Regions from separate parts of the Mus musculus genome. Here region 1 is linked to region 2. A link is a loop called in an ENCODE intact Hi-C map of the cell type or tissue named here. Cell type or tissue: gastrocnemius. All regions are shown on one strand. Each heading gives the region's core, and the rest is flanking DNA. Links, peaks and the distances in the headings are about the cores only. Region 1 has its middle 31 kb from the start of 1700018B08Rik. Region 2 holds the start of Foxc2 (forkhead box C2).

The links. A loop is a pair of places that touch in the nucleus more often than their neighbours do. Peaks named below come from ENCODE experiments on the same cell type or tissue, not always from the same donor. Only the 100,000 strongest peaks of a DNase experiment are listed, where the experiment ranks them.
Region 1: a loop joins it to region 2, with 14 times the contacts of the local background. A loop is called at or near these places in 41 of 42 quality-filtered maps.

The regions. Positions count from the first base shown.
Region 1 is chr8:121,508,699-121,518,850 of GRCm38, forward strand. No RefSeq gene overlaps it. Among named protein-coding and RNA genes, the nearest start is that of 1700018B08Rik, 31 kb to the right of the region's middle. In gastrocnemius, for the core only: no CTCF peak of the experiment used is centred there; DNase peaks (open chromatin) are centred at 3,249 and 4,929.
Region 2 is chr8:121,107,799-121,117,950 of GRCm38, forward strand. It overlaps Foxc2 (forkhead box C2), which reads left to right and starts at 8,373. Exons shown (of 1, transcript NM_013519.2): 1 at 8,373-10,152. The coding sequence starts at 8,817. It overlaps Mthfsd (methenyltetrahydrofolate synthetase domain containing), which reads right to left and starts at 539. Exons shown (of 9, transcript NM_001372381.1): 1 at 490-539. The coding sequence starts at 505. In gastrocnemius, for the core only: a CTCF peak has its summit at 5,681 (motif pointing right); DNase peaks (open chromatin) are centred at 5,697 and 8,329; H3K4me3 peaks cover 1,062 bases; H3K27ac peaks cover 1,043 bases.

The sequences.
Region 1 (10,152 bases), core at 1,109-9,108, 400 kb after region 2:
GTCCTAAATTTAATTCCCAAAACCAGATGAAGGCTCACAACCATCTGTACAGCTACAGTGTGTACTCATATACATAAAGTAAATAAATAAATCAAAGTTATTTGCCATCTTGTTTTTAGACTTGCTCATGTGTGCAGGGATGCTTGCCTGTGTGTGCCTACCCTCTCCACTTATTTTTTTCTCTCTTTTTTTAAGACAGGGTCTCAACCTAGAGCCTGCCATCTTGCCTAGACTAGCAGTCCTGTGAGCCCTGTGGATCTGGTCTCTGCCTGCCCAGCACTGCTGTCATAAGAATGTGCCATCACACCTGGCTGTTCCCAGGAGCTGGGGTCTAAGCTTATGCCCCGTGCTTCTGCAGAGAGCCCTCTGTCTTAGTTAGGGTTTTGTTGCTTTGAGGAGACACCATGACCACGACAGCTCTTATAAATGGCTTTAATTGGAGCTGGCTTCCAGTTCAGAGGTTCAGTCCATTATCACCATGGCGGGAAGCGTGGCAGGCCTGGTGCTGGGGACTGAGCCAAGAGTTCTACTCCTTCTCCTCAGCAGCAGGAGACTGTGTCACACTGGGCATAGCCTGAGCATGCAACAGACCTCAAAACCCCTAGAAGGAACCTCTCCCCTGACCCAGTACCTTTGAATCTGCTTTCTTGGACCTAGCTCATACACACACACACACACACACACACACACACACACACACACACACACACCTTCTCCCACGTACAAGACCCATAGAGCCCCAGGGTCCAGCCAAAAGCAAGAGGTAGAACCTGCTCCATGTGGCCCCAGAGCAACAGCAGTCCTCTTAGGACAAATCATATGTCTATGTGTGACAGTGGAAAGTGGGGGGAGCTGTGTGACCCCTGTTCCTCCCCTGAGTCCTGGATCAACCACTGCTTCTAGCGCCCATGAAAGCGGGTTGGGGAGAAGCCCGGTGAAGTGTCCTGAACCACCCTTGAGCCCCTGCATACAAATGGGGCTTGTCCATGAGAAGTCACCCCTGCTGAGACACCCTTACCCAGAACTGCTGCGGCTGCAGATGCAGGCACTATGACATGTATCTGCTGGGGTGCAGATCCTCCTGCAGGGGAACTCCTGTGTGACAGTATGTCCTGTGTTAGCATTCACAGCCCACAGCCCACAAGTGCACATCTGTAGAAGCTCAGTAAACCAGGCTGCCACTCTCGAGTGCTTCACACCCTGGGGACCCTGTCCTCACATCTGATGTCAGCGAAGGCTCCAGGACAGAGAGAGCCAGTAGGAAGAAATGAAGAAATTAGCCTGTGACTTGGGAGGCCCACAAGCCGGAGCTGCACAGGCTGGGAACACTGCAGGTGCTGTGTGGCTGTCCAACCAGGGATCTTCCACCTTGGGGACGTCTGGCCCTTACTTAGAGGTTGTCACCTGACTAGATGAGGTCTACTCCTCCAGAGAAAAGCTCTATGCCATACAGAAAGCCAACAGGCCACAGCAGTGACAACCAGGTTGGCGTGTGACGGTTTCACAGCTGGCCCTGACTCAGCATACTGACCAACCACCACACAGCCCATCACAGTCTCAGCCAGGTATCAGAGCCCATGGAGGCCTCAGAGCAGCTTGAGCTGATGCGCAAGACTTCTCTCAGAGACACAGTGTCTCCAGCATGTGCTGGCTTGCAGTCTCTCGCCTGCTGTCTTAGCCACGGAGCGATCCTTCCTTAGGAGGCCCTCATGCAGGACACAAACCGTAAGTGATGGTTTGATGTGTCTGAGTACTCTCATCAGAAGAACCACCCTGACAGCTTAAAACCTGCCGTCTCACAACGCCAGTCTCCAAAGATCACAATGGCCTTCTCCAAACGTTACAATGTTTCCAAACAACAAAACAAAGCCTCGAGCGCTGTGTTTTAGGTACCTCATGTTCATCTTTCTATGACGAGCTTAACTAGGGGCTAGGGCAGTGGTTCAGTGGGTAAAGCGCTTGCCACACAAGCAGAGGACCTGAGTTTGATCCCCAGCACGCACATAAAGAACTGGATGTGATGGGCGGGTCCCTGAAACTCACTAGCCAGACAGTCTTGCCAAATCAGAGAGCTCCAGGTTCAGGGAAACCTTGTCTCACAAAATAAGGTGGGACCAGCATGCTAAAGGGGCTTGCCACAAACCCTAGAGACCTGAGTTTCAATCCCGGGATTCCACAACAGGAAAGACCCAATTCCCAAGTCCTTTGACCTCTACACATGATAGATAGATAGATAGAGAGAGAGACAGATAGATAGATAGATAGATAGATAGATAGATACAGATACAGATATAGATATATACATAGATATGTATTCGTATATATATATATATAAAGGTAGTAATTTTTTTTAATATATAAGGTGGAGAATAACTGAAGGAGACAATGGATATCGATCCATGGCTTCCATGTACAATACACATCTACATACATGCTTGCCATATACACAAACACATGCATTCACCACACACACAAACACATACATATACCACACACACACAAACACATACATGTACCACACATACAAAATTACTCGAGTCGAGAAGAAGGATCAACAAAGACATCATTTGTTTGAAAATGCCATATAAAATCCAATATTTTGTCTGTACCTATTGAGGACAGAAACACACACAGCCCGTGTGTGGAAATCCAGAGGACAACTCCAGGGGGTCAGCCCTCTCCTTCCACCTTGTGGCTGGGGTCCCAGGGATGGAGCTCAGGTTGGCAGACCTGTCAGCAAATGCCTTTACTTAACTGAGCCACCTTGATAATCCTACGTGCTAACTTAAAAGTTAAAAAAAAAATTAAATCCATTCACTAGGTGTCCAGAGTCCTAGCACTCATACAACCTACCTGGGATGCTTGACAAGATCCTGTCAAAATGCGAATAAATAAGTAAATAAATATTTTTTTAAAACAAAACCTTCAATAATAGGGAAAAGGCAGCTGCCATCAGCGGTGGAATCAGTTCCACCACACAAACAAAGACAGAACAAACATGGAGACTGTAGCTCCCGCAGCAGTAACAGAAATGGGGGCACTCGAGGAACGAGAGAAAAGATATTTGTACCACACCAAAAACCAAGAAGGCATCCTGTCGAACAAAGCTCCCTCACGTGTGCGCGCAGGAAGGCCCTGCGGATCACAGATACACAGGAGTGTGTTACACAAATAGCCTTTCACAGCCTCTGAAGAAGTGAGGGAGATTGGCTGGGGATGGGGGCCTCTTGCTGTGAACTTGAGGTGCAGCCAGGGGAGGGGACATTTGGGATTACAGACTGTCACTTGAGTGGCCATAGCTGAGGCAAGCCAGGAAATGGTCTATGTGAGCAGCGTGGGCCTGCCACTCTGATTTTACACTCTAGACCCCTGAACAAAAGCCACACTGTGAGGTGCTTAGCAGGGCTGCTCAGGGAAGGGCTGCCGGGTCCCTTTCACTTTAACGACTTCCGGGTGTTGACTAAACCTGCAAGCTCTTCCAGGTTCCACCTCCTCCTGACTGCCAGAGCTGGGGTCCTGCTCAGGGACAGTTTGCCTGTGCCTCACCTGGAGACACTCCTGCCCCGCTGCCTCCTACCCCACACCCCGTGCTGCCCCTACAGTCTGGTACTGTCCCTGGTAAATCCACCCTAGCTACAGCTGACATCAACCTCCCAATAGAAAGCCAAATAGCAGTCTGAAGACCCAGACATACATATCTGCATGTGTGTGCATATATGTGCACATGTGTGTGTGCCGGTCTGTGTACACGTGGATGTGTGGATGTGAGTTCAGAGCTAGATCCAAAGCCCACCCCCGTCCCCCGCCTCCCAGGACAGTAGTCACCACTGTAGCTGACCATCCAGAAGAAGCCAAGGAAGACAGAAGCTACAGGGGTCCTGAGCCCCCTGTACTAATTTACAGAGATTAGCCAGCAGCTTCCAGAATGATCCACCCAGCCCTCCAGATACAGCCCTGGAGATTCCACAGACCTAGCCTTGGGCAGAGGTAGGGGAAATCAAGTCAGGAGTGATCCCCAAGGAGGCCTAAGCAGCCAGGGGTCCCCTGAACAGGATGACTGCTCCCAGACCTGACCTCTTAAACAGGAAACCACAGGGATGCCCTGGATGCAGAGTGTCTGGAGCTACGCACTCAGTCCTTGCTGGACAGGTACCCTCCACTCTGGTGAGAAGTCACTCTGAAAAACACAGCCAGAAGTCAAAGGTGTCCACAGCCTCTCTTCCTCCAAATGGCCCTTCTCTGGCCCCTGGCTGGGTCTCTCCTCCTCTCTACCTTTGCCTGGGCTGTCCCTCAGCTTACCATACCTTTTCCAGACACAAGGAAAGGCTCCTATTTGCCCTTGTGTGACATCTTCTAACGGGCTTCTCTGTCCAGACCTGGAGGGAACCATGAAAAACAGCCATGATGCCCCCTCCCCTCAGATCCTCAAGGAAGGTCCAGCCTGAGTACCCCAGGTGTGTCAGAGCTGCAGATGCTATTCACACACCTGTCTGCAGCCCCCATGAAACCTCCAGCCACGGAGCATGTATGTATACCTGTGTCTGCGCTGCCCAGACGCCTGTATCTGCCTTTGGGGGTAGGAAACCGGTGCGTGTCTGAAGCTCGGGTGCCAGGCCGTGTGCCTGCGCTGTGCTCAGTGATGTGCTTCAGTACCTCTGAGGGACAGGAAGCCCGGGTGAGGGACTCAAGCTGGTCTGAGCCTTCCCACAGGTACCCAACCAATGCTGAGCAAAAATCTCTTCTAAAACAAACGGGCCTCAGAACTTAGTGCACCGTCCCACCGTCCCGGGCAGAGACCTGAACCCATTTCTATTTTTTTATTATGATTTTTTTCCTTCCGTTGGCCTAAAGCCCCGTTACTTCATTTTACCTTTCAGTAGTCTGAGTCCTACACCTGTGTCCATAAAGCGGGAGACAGCGCCACCTTCTGGCGATCAGGTGCAGGACAGCAACGTCTAGCCTAATGTGACCAGATTACAGAAAACCCCTGCTGCTGGCCTGGAGACCAGAGCTACTAACTAGCGTTGCCCTAGCTCTATACTAGGTATAGAGTACACAGTATTCAGTATAGTTGTATACTAGGACAGAGTATACAGGAGAGGGTGAGAGCGTTTGGCTGGCAGTGCTGGCACACACTGCCATGCGAGTGAAGCATGACCCTGAAGGAAGAAGCCAGACACAGAAGGTCATGTCTTGAATGATACACAACGCTCAGAACAGACGAGCCCAGAGAAAGCAGAGTAGTGATAGCCAAGGACTGAGATGTTTCTGTGACAGGAAGAGGGGTAAATGGCTACACATGGTGTTGGAATGTCCCTGTGTCATTGTATAATGTTAGCTGTATGTCAGTATGCTCAACTCCCTGTGAAGCAGGCAGACTGGGAGTGTGCGAGCTAGGACTCAGCTACTAGGAGCATACTCTCATGAGGGGGGCATGGAGCACAAGGGACATCAGAGTAGCCCTTGGGGTGTAGAACAGGTAGGGGAACTGAGGGGAGGTTTGGGGGCAGAGATCCAGGGGTCTTGCTATGGGATAGAATCAGAGGGTTTGCTCCTCAAGTGCCCAGACCCTGAGCCGTTCCCCAACCTCCAGTGGATACTCAGACCTTCCCCCTGGCCCCTGGACATGTGTGACTCTTCTCTTACCCTATAGTTAGGGAAACGAACAGAAATTGGCTCCACCCTGTGGGACAGAGCCATCCTCAGCTTGTATCCCTCACCCAAGCTTCCTTCACCTCAGCCCATCTCACTGTTCCCAGGAAACTGAGGAACATCTTCAGCTCGCTGCAGGTACGAGGCCTGGTACCGGAGACAGATGCAGAATCAACCCAGGGTCCTAGTGAGACTGCGTGCACATACCATGGTGAGTTACAAGGAACACTCTTCCTGAGCCCTGGCCAGGGCCAGCCTGGGCTATCTGATACAATCTTTAAAAGATGCCAAAAGGGAGCTGAGGAGATGGCTCATTGGTTGAGAGCACTTCTGCTCTTCTGAGGCCCAGCTTCAATTCCCAGCACCCACATGACAGTTTACACCCATTTCTAACTCTAGCTCCAGAGAATCTGAGTCCCTCTTCTAGCCTCTGGGCAACAGGAATAGACATGGTGCACAGACATATATTCAGGCAAAACAGATCTTCACAGAAATAAAAATAAATGTATTTTTAAGAAAGGAAGAAGAAGAAAGAGGAGGAGGAGGAGGAGGAGGAGGAGGAGGAGGAGGAGAGAGTGCTCATCAGTAAAAGCCCTTGCCTCCAAACCTCAAAACTTGAGTTTGACCCTTGGGATCCAAATGGTAGAAGAACCAACTCCCACAGATTGTTCTCTGGCCTCTACCATGTGCAGACATATGCACACAAAATAAAAATAAGTGAGTGAAAAATAAAGAGATAAATAAATTGTTGTTGAGAGAGGTAAAGACACGCACGTGGCATCCTCCTCTGTCCTCTACCTACATGTGTACATGCACATATACCCGCATACACACATACACATACACCATACACACAATGCCTAGAGCAGAACTAGAAGCAAAGGATTGTGGGTGCTGATAGGAAATAGTTTAAAAAGTAAGAGGAGAGAGGGGTGAACGATTCAGAGTGTCATGTCAGCAACAATATCCAAAGGCCAGAGGCAGGAACTGGGTGTAGATAAGTCTTTACCCTGCGTGTGGAGAGTCACCATGCTCAAAACAGACTGCCACACCGTGAGACTAAGCTGTTGGTTTTCACACAGGAAACTGCCATTGACCCATCAACACTAACACAGGACTGGCATCTGGTAACTTTCGGTGCCGGTAGATTTGTGATGAGCCCTGAGCAGGGGGTTAAGAGGCTTCTACCAACATCTTTGACCAAATCTGAATGTCTGCTCAGCAGGGCTCTGAAGAGGACACACAAGGCCACTGTGCAGGTCTAGCCTGCTCCTGACTTCTAGTCAGTGCCAGAATGAACAGGGGACTTCCCAGGCTCATTAGTTCATTTCTCACATGAGACCCCAAAGATGCAGGGACCAAAGATTCAGGGGCCAAAGATGCAGAGACCAAAGATACAGGGGCCAAAGATGCAGGGACCAAAGATGGAGGGGCAAAACATGAAGGAGCCAAACATGCAGGGACCAAAGATGCAGGAGCCAAACATACAGGGACCAAAGATGCAGGGACTAAAGATGCAGGGGGCAATTTCCCTTGTGGGACTCTCAGGAAGTTAGTAACCCAACAGTTGGCTTTGCAACTGTAAGTCTTCATCTGTGCAACAACCCTCAGCCAGTCTCCCTCTACAGGGCAGTCCCCTCCCAGCCACTGAGGCAGAGTTTATCTGGCAAAAAGAAGTCAGGAAAAATAAACTTACCTTTTTTTTATTTAAAAAAAAAAAAAGAATCAAGGGCCACATACAGCCAGCGCTGCAGAGTGGTCTCATGGTCCCATATCTGCACTGCACATTTAGCCTATACGAGTATTTTCACCTCTGGATCTGACCTTGGCAAGACCCTGAGCAACTCAGCTGGTGAGACTGCCAGGAAACAATCTTTAGTCACCCTTGACATCACACTGACTGCAAGAGTCTTAGATCTTATGCTCAAATCCCCCTCAAGGAGCACCCCAAAGTGCCCATGGAATATTTAAATACGTATCAGCTGATGGAATTATCCATTTTCCTGCTTTGCTTGAGATTATGGGTCCTGGCTCAGAGGAGCATCTGTGACCAAGGAGGCAATGGGAAGCCAATAGGATGGAGAGTAGCAGGGGGAGGTCAGAAGCCACCATGGGGGATGGTCCTTATTCCATTCCTCCCCCACAGCCCACTAATCTGCTCAACAACTTCTCAGCCCACATAGACGTGGATCAGTCCCTGGCCTGGCTGCATTTTGTGGATCTGAAGCTTCCCAGTTTCTCTCCCACTGCCCCCCACACAGGAAGGCAAAGACACGTGAAAGGTGAGTCCCCAGGAGGAAGGTGAGATCCATCATCTGAGGCCTGCCTTCCACGGAGGACAATTTCTTCAGCATCTCCTTTAAAAGCCCTGAGACACTAGGTACCAGTCACCCAGTGTAGACTAAGAACAACCCTGACTGAAGCCTCAGACCAGTGATTCCCCTGCCTTCAGGATGCTGGGATTTCAAGGGTGTGCTGCCTCACCAAGTGGGTAATGAATTTCCATGTTGCCTTTATAATAGCACTTTCACCAGCAAAGTGAATTAATGGATGGATGATGGAGAGATGGATGGATGGATGATGGATGGATGGATGGATGGATGGATGATAGATGGATGGATAAATGGACAATGGATGGATGGATGGATGGATGGATGGATGGATGGATGGATGATGAATGGAGGATGGGTTATGGATGGAGGATGGTTGATGAATGGATGATCAGTGGATAGGTAGATAGGTGGACAGATAGATGGATGAATAAATAGAATAGGTAGAAAGAATGAATGGATGATGGATTGATGGGTAATAGATGGATGATAGAATTGGTGGGTGGATGGATGGATGGATGGATGGATGGATGGATGGATGGATGGATCAGTAACAATGGATATGTATTTAGGAGTTGATGATGAATATTTCTTCCTCTGCATGGAGGCTTCTGCATCAGCTCCTGCTTCCTTGTTTTCTGTCCTTTCTGAGTTCATGTCCTGACTTCCTCCAGTGATAAACAGTGACATGAAAGCGTAAGCCAAATAAATCCTTTCCACCACAAATTGCTTTTGGTCATGGTGTTTCATCACAGGAATAAGTAACCCTAACTTGACAAAAATTGGTACCAGAAGTGGGGTATTACTGTGACAGACCTGACCATGTTGTTTTGGGGAGAAGTGGGGAAAGACTTTGGAATTTAGGGTATGAAAAAGCCATTGAGTGTTCAATGCTTGGTGAGCTGTTCTGTGAGGATATTGACAGAAATACAAATAAAGGAGCCCTGGCCTGTAAAGTTCCAGACAGAAGTTTGGAAGCCATTTAAAGACTATCAGGGCTGTTACCATATTTGTTATTTTGAATTAAAATTCTGTAGTTCTCATCAGCTAGGGCTGAAGAGACAGCTGTGATGTCAACACCTTTGAAGTGAAACTTTTGTATTACTGGGACAATTGATGCTGGTCAGCTAGAACTGAGAAATTAGTGATGATTAAGAAGTGAACCTTCTGAGCTGGAGAGATGGCTCAGCCGTTAAAGGCTAGGCTCACAACCAAAAATATAAGAAGTGTCTCCTGAGAGTCAGCACACATAAGCTGTGTTCCATGGTGGCCAAGGTTGTACCTCATATTCAGCAGCAGACAAACTTGGTAGTGTAAGAATCACCCAGGTGGTACTGGTTTTAAAGTCATGAAGGGGTCATGGAGAGCAACTGAGGCCTGGCACTGTGAGAGGTAAGGAGAGGCCATTGATAAAGGTGCAGCCTCGGTGGCATTTGAAGGCCCGGGACTGAAGCAGTCATGCAGAGAAGTTGAGACTTGGCATCATGAAGAGAGCACAGGAAAGCCTACTGGTGAAAATACAACCCAGTTGCAACAGAAGACCCCAGCATTTTAGAGGTAACTGTACCATGGTATAGCCACCTAACTAGGACAAGGTGCGGAGATGATGCACCTAGATGGCAAAGCGGGTGGATGAGTGAGTTGGGTGTAGGTGGATAAATGGGTGGGTGGATGGATAAGCTGGAAGAAAAGAACGTCAGTCAGTGGATGGATGGGTGGGTAGATGGATGGATGGATGGATGGATGGATGGATGGATGGATGGATGAGTGGGAGTGTATATAAGTTGGTGGGAGGGTAGGAGTCTAGGTAGATGGGTGGGAGGAAGTGGGAATGGGTAGGGGGATGGGTGGAATAGTAGTTGCGTGGTAGGTGAGTTGGTAGGCTGTTGAACAAATCAGAAAGTAAAGGGTTATTCCTCTAAAAGTGAGAGGCTGGAGCCTTCATTTAAAGGAAGGATTAGAAATTTCCACTTATTTGCTTTCTACAGTCAATAAACATTCCCCAGCAGCCCAAGGTTTGGCTGCACTTCTCTAACTCCTGGTGAAAAGTAGGTGTTTGCTTTTTCCTTTCTTGCAAGTGACATGAAACATTTCACATTTCATAACCAGACTTGGAACCTGACAGTTGGAAGCTGGAAACTTCCCAGGCACACACCTAAAGCCACCTCGG
Region 2 (10,152 bases), core at 1,073-9,072:
CTGGGTCCCTTCCCGTGGAACTGGACTTGTGAGTCACCGCATAGGCTTGCTGGGCCTTTCTCCCTCCTCTCTTCTCCACCTCCCTCCCTTCCTCTCCCGCTCGCTCTCCTCTTTCACTTCTCTCCTCTCTCTCCCTTCCTCCCTCTCTCTCCTGCTGGTATCACAGCGTTTGCACCAGCAGACCCCACTGACCAGCAATGGTTGCCTTCCCTACTTTCGCGGCCGGTGCACTTGTCGAGAACGCTTTGCAGCGCGGGCCGGGTGCCTGCTGGGCGAGTGCTCGCCGCCGCTGCGCGACCTCCCCAGCCTGGCTGGCTAAAACCTGTCCAGCCAAGCAAGGCGAGGATGGGACTGATCCTCCCTCCCGGCTGCCAGCCTCGGCGTCCCAGCCGTACCAGGCCGAGCCGCGTCCTCCCCCACGCATGCGGACCACGGGAACAACCGCGCCGTCCCAGCCTCGGTTTCCCCATCACCCTCGGTCTTCCTCACCCTCCTGGGTCTCCATGGCTAACACGTCACCGAGCGACGCCCCGTAGCATGTCCCCGCGCGCTAGTGACGCCAGACGCCAGCGCTTCGTGCTGCACCTGCGCACTGAAGCTAGTGACCCGCAAGGTTCGCGCACGCGCGGTTGGTGCAGTGGGCGGACTCCCGTTCTGGGTTTGGGGTTCCCTGCAGTAGTAGCACCGACGCATTAGAGGACCAGAGGTCACCGCTGGAACTGCCTTGCAACGCGGATGCCCAGGATTTCCCGAGACACACACGCACACAACACGCATACATTTATACCGTATGGAACATATAACACTCTAGGGCGGACGAGATGGTTCAGCGAGATAAAGGCGCTTGTTGCTAAGCCTGACAACTTGAGTTCGATTCTCAGGACCCACACAGGGTAAAAGGAGAAAAATGACTCCCGAAAGTTGTCTTTTGAGCTTCACAAGCTCTGTGTGTGTGTGTGCGAGTATGTATAGTACCTATAGAAACATCCCTTGAAATTCAAGGTTAACAAGGAAACCTGTTTATAGGAGTGGATCTAGGGTTTCCAACTTTCTTTTCTGTACCATGAATTGTACCAGGAACACGTGGTTAGACATAAAAATAAAGACTGTTTATAAAGGAAAGGCACTCCTGAAATGAAGAGGGTTGTAAGTCAGGGACAGCTTGGTCGATTTTGTGTGTGTGTGTGTGTGTGTGTGTGTGTGTGTGTTCCCAATGCTTGTAGTCAGCATACTGTGCATTTGGAGCATCTGTTGGGCTAAGGATGTACAAGTCTGCACTGGCCACTCAGCTCCACACATCCTAGCCTCTGATTGGGGGATGTGAGGGCAGCTATTGTCTGATTGGGGGATGTAAGGGCAGCTAGTGTCTGTTTTGCAGCTTTGCCTTTGCACCTTGAACAGACAAGGCTTCCCTGAACTGCCCTGTACCTGAGAAAGGTGGCGTCATGGGTGCCATCTTCACGGATTCCCCGGTTGGTTAGAGATTGTTAGCACTCAGTCCTTCCTGCCCACTAATCACCAAAATGATTAGTACACTTTTTTTTTTTTTTTTTTTGAGACAGGGTCTGACTATGCAGCCCTGGCTGGCCTTGAAACCACAGACCCACTTGTCTCTTCTCCCAAGGGCTGTGAAGTTGTGAGCCACCATGCCTGGCTAATGTTTGCCTTTCCTGCCCTTCCCCAACCCCAGCTTCCTTTTTCTCTTCCTCTTCCTCCCTCATTTCTTCCTTTCTTCTGTCTCTTCCTGTTCCTTTAGGTGTTTTGAGACAGGGTTGTACTCTGTCCTGACCTTGAACTCACAATCCTCCTGCCTCAACCTCCCAAACTCCCATGTGCTAGGAGTACAGCCCAGTGTCACCGCACCTCAGCTTGCATGTTCTTGCGTGTGTGTGTGTGTGTGTGTGTGTGTGTGTGTGTGTGTGTGTGTTTTGGAGTCATGCTTCCTATGTGTGCAGGTGTGAAGAAGCTGGTGACACCCTCAAGAGCCACCCAGCTTGTTTTCTGACCCACTGCCAGGAATCAGCCTGTCTTTGCTAGATTTTCAAGTGCACACTGACATACCCAGATTTTTATTTTTAAACTTTAACATGGGTGCCTCTGACAAGGCAAGCATTTTACTGACTGAGCCCTTTCTAACTCCAAATGCCTCTGACTGAATCATGGAGCAGTGTCCTGTCCGGTGTCCTCTGATTCCTAGAATTATCATTACTGTCAGATTGTCCTCAGAGAAAGGACTGGGATCTGGACTTTTCACAGCACCTTCTGCATGGACACCAGGCTGCCCCCCCCCCCCAGTCCCCTGAAACCCTCTCTTAGATTAAACATGCTTCCCTGGAAGAGGAGAGGACACCTCTCCAGCAGGGTTTTAACAATCATCTATTTATTTATTTATTTATTTTGGATTATGAGGCAAGACCTCAGAGTCCAGGACCTACATGTTGGAAGGACAGAGCTGACTTCTGACTCCTGGAAGCTGCCCTATGACCTCAGCACAGTCAACCTGGTGCGTGTCCCCCTCCCCCGGACACATAAATGCAAAACATTTTTTAATTAAAATAGGAAGAGATCCTAACAACATGGCGTCTAGCCTGCCCAGATTCCCTCTCCTTCTGCTGTAGTGTGGCCTGGCAGCAGATACAAGCAGTTCCCACCACACTGAACTGGCGTAGCTGGAAAAAAATGGAAGAGGGTAAAGGGCCGCGCGTGTCAAGTACCTGAATGTGATAATGTGATGGACGGCAAAGACTCAGCGGGTGCGATGGGCCTGGAGATGGTCCTGGCTGAAGCAAAGTGACCGTGATCCTGGCTTTGTCACTCCTAAAGGTAAAGCAGGTGCCATGTCCAGGCAGTGGCTTGATCCCCACCGTGCCCCGGCTCTGCCCAGTCCATGTGCATCTTATTGTCCCAGAATCCATCTTCTTGTCACTTTGAGACACTAGTCCAAACTGGGGAGGTTGAGTACAGCTCTCAGCTATTCATGGCCTGAGTCTTAGAAAATCCCAGAGCAGTGGGAGAGGGGACCCTAGGAGGTTCTTGAACATTCTCCATCCACTGACTGGGGTGGAAAGACCTTTACTCTCTGCCTCATTTCTGTTCTATTTTCAGAATTATAATGATATTTTGATTTTTAAAATTTTCCTAATTTACAGAAAAATCTCAGGGCTGCTACAATGGAGGCACTAAGTTCAAAAGCCCCTATTTTGTTACATTTTGATACATTTTGTTACATTCATGAGACTCCGGCTTCCTATTTCTGTCAGCTGTGATACTTAGTGTCCACTGTCAGTTTGACAGACTCTAGGCTCACTTGGGAGAGGGGACTGGGAACTTGTGTGTGGGGGGATTATCTTGGAGGCATTAATTGGGGGTGGGTAGTGGGGGGGAGGATCCAACACTGTGGTGGGCATCACATTCCCTGACTGGGGTCCTGGACTGTGTGAAACAGAGCAGAGCTGAACACCAGCCCCCAGGTGGTCACCCTGGCTCCCTTCACTGTGGCTATAGTGTGTAGTTCCTGTCGTGTCTCTGTCCCCCTCCCGCCACATTGCCACTACTGCTGAAAATTGAGGAACTGTGAGCTGAAATTTCCTTTGTCAGAGTATTTATTGAAAACAGGCTAAAGTCCCACCCATCACTAGTCAAGTACTTACTTTCCCCTCCCTTCCCCTCCACCCTTTGCTTCTTTCTCCCCCCCCCCCACTTCCTTCTCTCCTTCCTCCTTCCCTTCCTCTATCCCTGTCTTCTTCCAAAGCGCTGGGATGGAAATCAGGGCCCCGAGTGCCTGGCAATTGCTCTGCTCCATGACACAACCCTTTTCAAATACTTTAAAAGTTGCAGAGGCTGTGACATTAGCTCTAAATATTTTGACATGTGCTTGCTACAGGCAGGGCGTGTTCTTATCTGAGCACAAGTCCTATCTCACTCAGGAATCTCAACCTGGGGAAGACGGCTGTCCAGGGCACACTCTGGATTCCAAATGCCTCAGACCTGCCCTTTGTTATGCTTTCTGCCATGTGGCATCAAACGTGGCATGGAGTCTCTGGGATCTTTAATGTCTTGTAACTCCTATCCCCACCCTTTCCTTTACTGTGGCTACTTCTAGAAAATTCTCACTAAAATGACTTAGGACCCATCAAGAAGTGAGACTTTTGTCCCGAGAAAGGTTTTTTCCAGAGGTCCTGAGTTCAATTCCCAGCAACACAGGGTGACTCACAACCATCTGTAATGGGATCTGATTCACTCTTCTGGGCAACAGTGTACTCATATACATTAAATAAATAAATAAATAAATAATCTAAAAAAAAATATGTAGCTCTGAGGCGAGGCAGTGGTGGGGCACACCTTTAGTCCCAGCACTCAAGAGGCAGAGGCAGGCAGATCTCTAAGCTTGAGACCAGCCTGGTCTACAGAGAGTTCCAGGACAGCCAGGACTACACAGACAGAGAAATGCTGTCTCAATCACTCAACCAACCAACAGCAGCTCCGATGCTGGGGTGTGGTGTGCATGTTTAATCCCGGCACTAAGAAAACATATCTCTGAATCTCTGTGAGTTCCAGACCAGCCAGGTCTACTACATAGAGAGACCCTGTCTCCAAGGGAAGGGGGTTCCTCTGCCCCTGTCTATTCCACGGGCCAGTTTTCAAGAAGCCTTTGGGAACCTGGGACTCTTTTGCTATCTGGTTTTTAAAACAGAAGGCATCTCCTGGGCCCAGAGGATGCTGAACAGAGAGTTGAGAACAAAATCTGCTTCTAGCTTGTCTGCCTTGGTCCAGGCTGGGCCTGAAAGGCAGAAGTCTCCAGACCTGGCTTTCATCACACATCTGAATAGTCAGCTCTCTGCTCAACTCCACAGCTCTTCTCCACAACACAGCTCTGCAAGTAGAGGCCAATTTGTTAAACAGCCCTGTGGGGTGAATCCAGCCTTCTAGCCAGCCACGGGGAGAACCTCCTTGCTTCTCTGGAAACTTCCAGAAGTCTCAAAAATGTTTCTGTTTCTTAGCCTCAATACAGAGCTTCAGTGAAAGAGACCCCTGCCAGTGTGTGTGTGTGGGGGGGGGAGCACCCTCCTGGACCCCAGATTAGGTACAAACCGCACCCAAACACCGGTTTTCACAAAGAAATCCTTTAATCGGTGGAGAAAAAAGGTTAAAAGCCGCTTTCTGACTCAGGAGGAGAAACAGCAGACCTTGCAGGAGTAACTTTAAAACAGCAGACCTTGCAGGAGTAACTTTAAAAAAGAAAAAAAAAGGGAGGTCCGGGTTAGAACGGGCTAGGGAGCTGTAGTATGTTTTGAGTGGTCATTAGTTGATTAGGTGAAGCAACCAGGGCTTCCGATTGCAAGACTTCAAAACTTTGATATCTGGACCTTGGTATTTAGCCTCAGGAGGAGGAAGTGGCCAAATAAGGGAATAGACCTTCAGGGCTAACGTTAGGAATGTAATCTAAGAGTTTTTAGCCAGGCAGAGGGAATGAGAGAAAAGGGTAAGGCTTGCCAGAGCCATGTTTGCCACGCTCGAGCTCAGAGTCCCTTCATTCGGAAAATGGCTTTTCATAAGCCAAGCGCCAGGCCCAGTTGGCTTCTTTATGGGTTTTATTCTTGCAGTGCAAAGCGTCGTGGTGTCCACAAGGTGTCAGCACCGTCATTAGAACCAAACCTGACTGGCTTTCCTCGCTGCTCCCCGCCGCCTTTTCCGTAGTAGTTCCACAACCGGCCTCAAGATGGCACCACCACCCACGGAGTATTCGCCAGGCGCCTCCAGGTGATGAAGCCAGGGCGCCTGCCGAGGAAGAAGGGCCGGGCGGGAAGCCGGGGAGGCACCTCCCTGCCCTTTTCATCGCTTATTATTTGACAAACACACAGGGCCCTCTGGGGTCTGATTTGCCTTCGACTCGTTGACAACAAGACAAGGAAGAGAAGGAACAGGCAATAAGCAAGAATGTAGCAAGTCTCAGAGAGCTGAGGCCTCTGCTGGCTGCAGGAGCCGGACCTGGTTCCTGCCAAGTCCAGGTGTGTGTGCAGTGTTGTTTTTAGAAACCGGAACAAACATCTCTCTCAGTGCTCCACAGAAGCAAGGAGGCCAGGTCCTGCGCGAAGGAACGAGCCTCCCCAGGAGCCCCCACTCTTTCTTTAGGAGAGGGGTCGTGGGTCGATCCATTTGAGAATTTAAACCAAAGTTCTTTTAAGAAGACACTGGTTTAAATTTGGCATACGCAGGCAGAAAGTGGCTTATGGCAATTTAGATTTCATAGTCTGAGGCGTTCGGTTTCTGCCCCGTGCTTTGATAAAGCTGTTTAACACGGGGACAGACACACACACACACACACACCTCATAAAAGCAGAGTAAATTGTGCCCCTGTAGGAAGCCCATGGGGAGGGGGTTGTTCTTGATCAGTGAATGGAATTTTCAGCAACATCGTGAGAAAAATTCAACACTACTTGCCACGAGTTTCATGAGGGGCAAGACGTTTTCTGTCACAGTTATTTTTTTAAAAAAAAGTGAACGAAAACACACTAAGGACATTGGAACAATAACTCTTAGTGAGTCCCTGAGAGGGGAGGGGAAGGCTTAACCCCCTACCCAGATCTACACCGGACATGCACCAGAAGCCTGACTTTGCTGCTTTAAGGGAGGGGAGAGAGGAATTAGTCAAAAAAAGAATCCAGGACACCCACAAAAATGTGTTTCCCGAGATTCTCCATCCAGGTCAGGGGGCCCTGTGCAGCCCTGTCCTTTAAATTCTGGTTCTCGAGTCAAAGGTAGCACACATAAAACCTATTTTGCTGCTTCGGTACGTCAAGCAATGCCACTAAAGTTTCCTCACCCGCCAAAGCTGAAACAGTGAGTTCTAATCTCTCAAAGCCTTTTGCCGAAAATCTAAAGGGGGTGGGGGGCTATGGTGGTGGCGTGGGGGGGGGGTCGGAGAAGAAGAAAGACTGAGACAAATGTTTTATCTGTCGCCTTCTTCCCTACCCAACCGGACCAACAACTTCCAGAAGGTTCTGCGAGGCATAGAGCCATTCCGTAGGGACATCTCGGTGCTTCTGAGGAAGCGGACCGAGCAGGGATCCGATGACGACTGGAGATGTTGAAGGAATAAATACCAGTCCACAAATAAACAAACTGTCCCCGGGATTCCTAGAGGGAAGGAGCACGCTTGAAGGTCGGGGAACTCCGAGTCGCTGTGCGTCAAGGTTGGCATAAAATTAAAAAAAAAAAAAGTCCTTCAGTTACCAGGCCCTCTAAGGAGCCCCTGGTCCTCAGCTCACCTTATCAAAACTCAGTAAAACAAACAGCCTGAAATACAGTCAATTTACAGGATCCCAAAGATGCTGACCGCGGAGTGGGACCCACGCCGGGCCCCGGCAACAGCTAGGGAAGCGGGTCCGAGGCTACACAGTGCCGCGCTCCTTTGCGTTTCCAGTGACGAAGCCGGCGATGGAGTGCAGGCTTGGAGCTCCCCACGCCGAACGGGGACACCAGCTCCCGGGGGCTGGCTGCCTTGTCCTAACCTCCAGACAGCGCTTTCATAGGTGGGGAGAAGGGAGAGGCCGGGATGGATGGCAGGGAAAGCTAGCCCTCGTCTATGCGGGAGAGGAGACCAGGAAAGCAACAGTTGGGTTCACGCGCTTCCCTGAACCCCACGAAATTGTTTGGAGGACTCAGATGGATCACCTAAGTAGCAGCGAAGACGAAGGACCAATGGTTCCTTAGGTGTTACCTTCCCAGTTTGGCATTCCCACTAAGCCTTCCCTCCCAGCCCGACCCCGTCGTGAAGGGGAGAGGAACCGAATTCTCCAACCCGGCCTCCTTTGTGGGCTCTTCCTCAACCTGGAAGCGTCCTGTGAATTATCCATCACTGCATTCAACAGGCCCTACACGCTCAGTCCGTTTGCTCTGAACCCATTACAACTAGGCCCCGATAATTAAGAAATCTAATTATTCGCCTCTTCATCCATTAATAATAATAAAAAAAAAATCTCCAGGCTCTTTCCTACTTACAAGGTCTTGGGGGCAAATCTCTGCCCAACTTCATCAATTCGATGTTATATTTCAAACTAAACTTCTTTTTATTTTCCAAAGGAACAGGGTTTTTAATTTTTGCTCTGGACACGTGGTCTCGTTAAACAAAATGTGATAATAAAATAAAATTTTATAAGATGTAACTCATTTTTAAAAGTCCTCAAGTTAACTTGAGCTGGGGGGGGGGGAGATCTGGCTAAGAGCATCTGGGTCTTAGAGCCGACGGATTCAGGCGCTCCTCGTTTTGATTGGTGCCATCCTTCTCGCAGCTGCCAGATGATTGGTGCAAACTTCCTGGAGGGGGCGCGGCCTGAAGAAAGTAAAAACTCGCTTTGAGCCAGAAGACTTTTGAAACTTTTCCCAATCCCTAAAAGGGACTTTGCTTCTTTTTCCGGGCTCGGCCGCGCAGCCTCTCCGGACCCTAGCTCGCTGACGCTGCGGGCTGCAGTTCTCCTGGCGGGGCCCCGAGAGCCGCTGTCTCCTTTTCTAGCACTCGGAAGGGCTGGTGTCGCTCCACGGTCGCGCGTGGCGTCTGTGCCGCCAGCTCAGGGCTGCCACCCGCCAAGCCGAGAGTGCGCGGCCAGCGGGGCCGCCTGCCGTGCACCCTTCAGGATGCCGATCCGCCCGGTCGGCTGAACCCGAGCGCCGGCGTCTTCCGCGCGTGGACCGCGAGGCTGCCCCGAGTCGGGGCTGCCTGCATCGCTCCGTCCCTTCCTGCTCTCCTGCTCCGGGCCTCGCTCGCCGCGGGCCGCAGTCGGTGCGCGCAGGCGGCGACCGGGCGTCTGGGACGCAGCATGCAGGCGCGTTACTCGGTATCGGACCCCAACGCCCTGGGAGTGGTACCCTATTTGAGTGAGCAAAACTACTACCGGGCGGCCGGCAGCTACGGCGGCATGGCCAGCCCCATGGGCGTCTACTCCGGCCACCCGGAGCAGTACGGCGCCGGCATGGGCCGCTCCTACGCGCCCTACCACCACCAGCCCGCGGCGCCCAAGGACCTGGTGAAGCCGCCCTACAGCTATATAGCGCTCATCACCATGGCGATCCAGAACGCGCCAGAGAAGAAGATCACTCTGAACGGCATCTACCAGTTCATCATGGACCGTTTCCCCTTCTACCGCGAGAACAAGCAGGGCTGGCAGAACAGCATCCGCCACAACCTGTCACTCAATGAGTGCTTCGTGAAAGTGCCGCGCGACGACAAGAAGCCGGGCAAGGGCAGCTACTGGACGCTCGACCCGGACTCCTACAACATGTTCGAGAATGGCAGCTTCCTGCGGCGGCGGCGGCGCTTCAAGAAGAAGGATGTGCCCAAGGACAAGGAGGAGCGGGCCCACCTCAAGGAGCCGCCCTCGACCACGGCCAAGGGCGCTCCGACAGGGACCCCGGTAGCTGACGGGCCCAAGGAGGCCGAGAAGAAAGTCGTGGTTAAGAGCGAGGCGGCGTCCCCCGCGCTGCCGGTCATCACCAAGGTGGAGACGCTGAGCCCCGAGGGAGCGCTGCAGGCCAGTCCGCGCAGCGCATCCTCCACGCCCGCAGGTTCCCCAGACGGCTCGCTGCCGGAGCACCACGCCGCGGCGCCTAACGGGCTGCCCGGCTTCAGCGTGGAGACCATCATGACGCTGCGCACGTCGCCTCCGGGCGGCGATCTGAGCCCAGCGGCCGCGCGCGCCGGCCTGGTGGTGCCACCGCTGGCACTGCCATACGCCGCAGCGCCACCCGCCGCTTACACGCAGCCGTGCGCGCAGGGCCTGGAGGCTGCGGGCTCCGCGGGCTACCAGTGCAGTATGCGGGCTATGAGTCTGTACACCGGGGCCGAGCGGCCCGCGCACGTGTGCGTTCCGCCCGCGCTGGACGAGGCTCTGTCGGACCACCCGAGCGGCCCCGGCTCCCCGCTCGGCGCCCTCAACCTCGCAGCGGGTCAGGAGGGCGCGTTGGGGGCCTCGGGTCACCACCACCAGCATCACGGCCACCTCCACCCGCAGGCGCCACCGCCCGCCCCGCAGCCCCCTCCCGCGCCGCAGCCCGCCACCCAGGCCACCTCCTGGTATCTGAACCACGGCGGGGACCTGAGCCACCTCCCCGGCCACACGTTTGCAACCCAACAGCAAACTTTCCCCAACGTCCGGG